Linked DNA regions of Homo sapiens: region 1 is linked to region 2. A link is a loop called in an ENCODE intact Hi-C map of the cell type or tissue named here. Cell type or tissue: endothelial cell of umbilical vein. All regions are shown on one strand. Each heading gives the region's core, and the rest is flanking DNA. Links, peaks and the distances in the headings are about the cores only.

Region 1 (2,921 bases), core at 258-2,757, 56 kb after region 2:
TAAATGTGTGCCATGGTGGTTTGCCACACCTAAGGACTTTAAATTCCATACCTTCAATAAAGGTAAAACATTTTAGAATTATGGTCCATGTACTACTGTATTTGTAAGTAAAGACCAAATATAATGGCAGCTATCATTTGAATTAATGTCTGGCATGTTCATGGTGCTGTGCTAAACATTTTATGTCTATTTCCTCACAACAATCATCCAAGGTAGTTATTACCCTCCACTTAATATAGTAGGAAAACTAAGACCTACCCCGTCCAAAGCCACACAGCTAGTAAATGGTGGAGCAAAGATGCAAACCTAGGTCTGGCTGGGACAAAGGTTCCTTTCACTGTGCCTTGCTGCTGTTCAAATACATTCCATGCTTATCTCTCCATTAATCAGTGTTGCTGATCCTAGTGATTTTAAGCATAAATGTACATTTTCCTTCTATTATATAGTAATTTTAGGGACATGTATAGATGAGAACATATAAATTTTAGGAATATTAATTATGAACTTAGGCAAATGACTTTAGGTAGCTTCAAATATCATGCCAAGTACTTTTTTTTTTTTTCTTGGAGATGGAGTTTCACTCTTGTTGCCTAGGCTGGAGTGCAGTGGTGTAATCTCGGCTCACTGCAACCTCCGCCTCCCGGATTCAAGCGATTCTCCTGCCTCAGCCTCCCAAGTAGCTAAGATTACAGGTGACCGCCACCATGCCTGGCTAGTAGAGACGTGGTTTTACCATGTTGGCCAGGCTGGTCTTAAACTCCTGACCTCAGGTGATCTGCCTGCCTTAGCCTCCCAAAGTGCTGGGATTACAGGCGTGAGCCACCGCACCCTGCCCCAAGTACTATTAATATTTGTATTTTGGAACCAGGTAAACAAAATCCAGTTGATAAGTTGATGCTATCACATAAAAACTAAGCATAAGTTCCATAGGCAATAACTACTAAAATGAAGTTAATTATTGCAAACATTTCCATTTATTCTACTATTAACAGAGAAACAAAACTAAAGCTTTTGCTGTTGTGATAACGCAATACCTCTTGTTTGAGCTGAAGAAGCAGTTTCCGAGTGGATGCTGCCATTCTGGCACAAGAACAGGGGTTCCCTCCGGGCCCATGACAAAGGCAGGCTCCGAGGACCGCAAGCTTTAAATTGAAAAGCATTGCTCCTGTTATTAAGTGTCACACTGTTTTAGCTGCACACAAACACAGGGGCATTTACACACATACCCATGCACACTACTACTCAGGCATCTGATCCAAAAAAACTGGAAAGGAAAAACAAAATAGAAGAAAGCTGAGACTGGGATCTCAGAATACAAATAGAAATTAACTACAAACGACAAAAAGAATGTCATGACTTGGAACACAAACAAAAGGGAATTTTACCTTCCTTCATCTCACTCTTAAAACCTTTAATCCTGGCGCCACTCTCCTATAGGTCTGAGTCCTTGGCAGGAGTTTAGCCTAACAATATGGTTAACGCTAACATCCACAGCATACCTTTCCTGTAACAGTGTGGCCCTGATGCCCGGCATTCACTACTGCCAGTTTCCTCTAAGCTGAGTCATCTACTCAGAAATGACGAGGGAATTGTAATATATAATGAGAAAAACAGTCATCCCTCCACTCCTAAAAAAAATAAAAAAATACGATTGATTCCTGTGTAAAAGAATAAAACTTCAGCACCATCCAAACTTATGCCAAGGGTGAAGTTAAGCCCTGGAGACTCAGTCAGGTAGCATGTTTGAAATGCTGCTTCTAGATTAGAGAGTAACCCTCTTCCTCGTTGCTCTTGTTCTGTAAATGAGGAGGAGAGACCAGAGACCAGACCTTTCTGCTTCCATCACTGACCTCCGTTACAGATTAGCTGTCTTATCTTCTTATACCTAACTCAGAGCAGATGACTTCGAAAAGAACCCCATGGCTGTTACATCTTCAGTGTGGAATGTTAAATATACCTTCCCCAAAAGAAAACGATCACCTCAACTAATATCTCTGTAACTATGCACTAAACCATACCATCAAAAGATGTTGAAATTCTGTTAAACTTCCCTAAACATTGTCCATACTTCCCTAAACATTGTCCATATAAGCCAGCACAAACTTCTACACTTTAGAACACTGACTTCTTTTTTTTTTTTTTTGAGATGGAGTCTCGCTCTGTCACCCAGGCTGGAGTGCAGTGGCGCGATCTCGGCTCACTGCAAGCTCTGCCTCCTGGGTTCACGCCATTGTCCTGCCTCAGCCTCCCGAGTAGCTGGGACTACAGGCGCCACCACGCCCGGCTAATTTTTTTGTATTTTTAAAGTAGAGACAGAGTTTCACCGTGCTAGCCAGGATGGTCTCGATCTCCTGACCTCGTGATCTGCCCGCCTCAGCCTCCCAAAGTGCTGGGATTACAGGCATGAGCCATCGCACCCGGCCTAAAACACTGACTTCTTTGGAATCTGTGGCTCCTTGGGTGATCCATCCTCAACTTTTGTACTTGAATAAACTCTTTAAACTAGATTCTGGCCAGGCGCGGTGGCTCATGCCTGTAATCCCAGCACTTTGGCAAGCCAAGGCAGGTGGATGATCTGAAGTCAGGAGTTCGAAACCAGCCGGACCAACATGGTGAAATCCCATCTCTACTGAAAATACAAAAATTAGCTGGGTGTGGTGGCTCATGCCTGTAATCCCAGCTACTTGGGAGGCTGAGGTAGGAGAATCACTTGAACCTGGGAGGCAGAGGTTGCAGTGAGCTGAAATCATGCCTTGCACTCCAGCCTGGGCAACAAGAGCAAAACTCTGTCTCAAAAATAAATAAATAATAAACTAGATTCTGATTCCTTTATTTTTATACTTGGTTGACCACTGTAGTTGGAAGAAAAGTAGTATAATAATTTTACTTTTTAAAACTCCACTTTAAAAGCTAACTACAAG
Region 2 (2,921 bases), core at 110-2,609:
GTCTAGAACATGGCATGGCTGATTCCTTATCATCCAGGCTTCACTCAAATGTCTCCTCCATAGAGGCCTTTGTTCATTCCAGCTACATGTATGCCTCCCTCCTTCCCTATGCTTTGCTATATTTCTGTCATCGATGTGGCATTTGTCGAAATTTGAAATCCTCCTATCTATGAGTTTATTGTCTGTTTAATTCCATTCACACTGTACCTAGGGCCATGGCTAGTACATTTGTAGACACTGTTAAAAATGTATTGGCCTTTCAGCTGGGCGCGGTGGCTCATGTTTGTAATACCAGCACTTTGGGAGCTCGAGGCAGGCGGATCACCTGAGGTCAGGAGTTCAAGACCAGCCTGGTCAACATGGCGAAACCCCTGTCTCTACTAAAATACAAAAATTAGCCAGGCATGGTGCCCCTGCTAGTCTCCTGGCCTCAAGTGATTGTCCTTGCCTAGGCCTCCCTAATTGCTGGGATTACACGTGTGAGTCACTATGCCTGGCCTATTTCTTGAGGTGTTTTTTCTCCCCCAGTTTTAGACGTTGTCTATACTTTCTACTATGAACATTGAGGATTTGGTGTTGTAGACCTTATTCCAACACTCATAATTTCTACTCCCGTTCATTTGCTAGGATGTGTTTAATTTTATAAAAAGGGAAGGAATCAATAAATAAGTTACTCTGTACTCATTCACCTGTTGAGTCTTGGACTTTAGAAATACTGATGTATCTCATCCTTTTAAAAAGATTATGTGGAATTTGTTTCCCAATTTATTTAACCAATCACCTATTGATGGCCTTTTGGGTTATATCTCATTTTTCAGTGTGTGTCTTAAATCTGTGTATCTCAAAACAATATATAGTATTGCATACTTTTTTTTTCCTTTTTTTTTTTTTTTGAGACAGCAACTTGCTGTGTGTTTCCCTGGCTGGAGTGTAGTGGTACAATCATAGCTCACTGAAGCCTTGACCTCCTGGTCTCAAGCATTCCATCTGCTTCAGCCTCCCAACCAGCTAGGAGTACAGGTGCATGCCACCGTGCCCCACTAAATTTGTTGTTCTTCTTGTAGAGACAGGGTCTCACTCTGTTGACTAGACTGGTCTTCAACTCCTGGGCTCAAGTGAACCTTCCACCTTAGCCTCCCAAAGTGCTGAGATTACAGGTGTGAGCCCCTGTACTCAGCCAGTATTGCATACTTTAAGCTATATATGTATATTTGGCATATTCTTCTGCAACTTGTTATTCTTTTTTTTTTATTTTATTTTTTTTTTTGAGACAAGGTCCCACTCTGTCGCACAGGCTGGAGTGCAGTGGCGTGATCTCGGCTCACTGCAACCTCCACCTCCCCAGGCTCAAGCAGTTCTCCTGCCGCAGCCTCTCAACTGCTGACCTCAACTGATCTGCCCACCTCGGCCTCCCAAAGTGCTGAGATTACAGGCTTGAGCCACCACACCCAGCCTGCAACTTGTTATTCTGAGTCAACATTATTTCCGAAATCCTCTATATCGTATGATACATGTAGATCCAGTTGATTCATGCTCGTTGATTATTAGATTCCATTATATGACTACACTGAAATTTTCTATCCAAACTCTCGTTGATAAACATTTAGGCTGCTTTTTAATGTTTTCCTTTAATACATTCCTTCTCTGGATAGTCATCTGTGAGTCATCTTGTATGCAGGTTTGAGTTTCTCTAGAGAATGTATCTATAATTGAAACAAATTATGAATTGATGCTTCAGAGTATCACAACCATCAGCTTTACCAGATATGGTCAAATTGCTCTCCAGAATGATTGGACCAGTTTACTGTCCCACCACATTCTCAACATCATTTGCATTGTCAGACTTTAAAACGTTTGTCAATTACGTAGATTGAAAATGGTATGTACTTATTGTTTCAATTAACATTTCTCTGATTACTGGTAAAGTTCATCATCTTTTCTTACACTTACTGGCTTCTTAGATTTTCTCCTGTTTTCTGTTGGATTACGTACTTTTTTTGTCCTATTGATTTATTGGACTTATTCATACTTTTTGTTTTTTTTAATAGAGACAAGGTTTCACTTTGTTGTCCAGTCTGGTATCAAACTCCTGGCCTTAAGCAATCCTCCAGCATCGGCCTCCCAAAGAGCTGGGATTACAGGTGTGAACCACAGCAACCAGCCAGAATTCTTTTATATTCTGGATATTGATCCTTTGTCAGAAATACACATTGCATATATCATTTCCCAGTCTTTGGCAAGGCTTTTAGTTTATTTATGGTATCTTTGAGGTACTGAAAGTTAAATTTTAATATGATTGAATTTGTTAATTTTTTTGAAATCTTTAAAGGCTTCCTTTTTATGTGCTTTCCTGTTTCTGGATTACAAAGAATTCTGTACTTGTAAAATTTTTAAAATATTGATTTTAATACTTAGATCTTTATTCCATCAACAAGTTTTTCCTTTGTTGTATGATATGAGGATCCAGTATTTTTTTTTTTTTTCAATAGAGACAGGGTCTTTCTATATTGGCCAGGCTGGTCTTGAACTCCTGGCCTCAAGCCATCCTCCTGCCTCAGTCTCCCAAAGTGCTTGGATTACAGGCATGAGACACTGTGCCTGGCTAAGATTGAGTATTTTTTCTTCAGTTGTCCCAGTACTATTAATAGTCTGTCCTTTTCCCAATGAGTTGTAATGCCAAATTCCCCATACCCTTGCAATACCAAGTTCCAGTATTGGAACTTGGGTCCAATTTCTGGGCACACTATTCTGTTCCAGTGGTGGGTTTGTTTGTTTTTTTTCCCATTGCTGTTGAAATATTACAGTGACTTTAAGAAGTCTTAAAATCTGTCAACTTCCATACACCTTGTTTTTCTTCTTCAAAATCATTTTGGCTACTCTATGAGACAGTTGGGAAATGTGAATCAGGAAAATTTGAATAG

Evidence for each region. A loop is a pair of places that touch in the nucleus more often than their neighbours do. Peaks named below come from ENCODE experiments on the same cell type or tissue, not always from the same donor. Only the 100,000 strongest peaks of a DNase experiment are listed, where the experiment ranks them.
Region 1: it touches region 2 in a loop (3-fold over the local background); 4 of 110 quality-filtered maps call a loop at or near these places.

What each region holds. Positions count from the first base shown.
Region 1 is chr5:69,293,759-69,296,679 of GRCh38, forward strand. It overlaps CCDC125 (coiled-coil domain containing 125), which reads right to left. Exons shown (of 12, transcript NM_176816.5): 9 at 1,035-1,142. Among named protein-coding and RNA genes, the nearest start is that of CCDC125, 38 kb to the right of the region's middle. In endothelial cell of umbilical vein, for the core only: no CTCF peak of the experiment used is centred there; a DNase peak (open chromatin) is centred at 1,533; H3K27ac peaks cover 1,080 bases.
Region 2 is chr5:69,237,408-69,240,328 of GRCh38, forward strand. The region is part of intron 2 of CDK7 (cyclin dependent kinase 7); the gene reads left to right. Among named protein-coding and RNA genes, the nearest start is that of CDK7, 4.0 kb to the left of the region's middle. In endothelial cell of umbilical vein, for the core only: no CTCF peak of the experiment used is centred there; a DNase peak (open chromatin) is centred at 1,644; H3K27ac peaks cover 1,574 bases.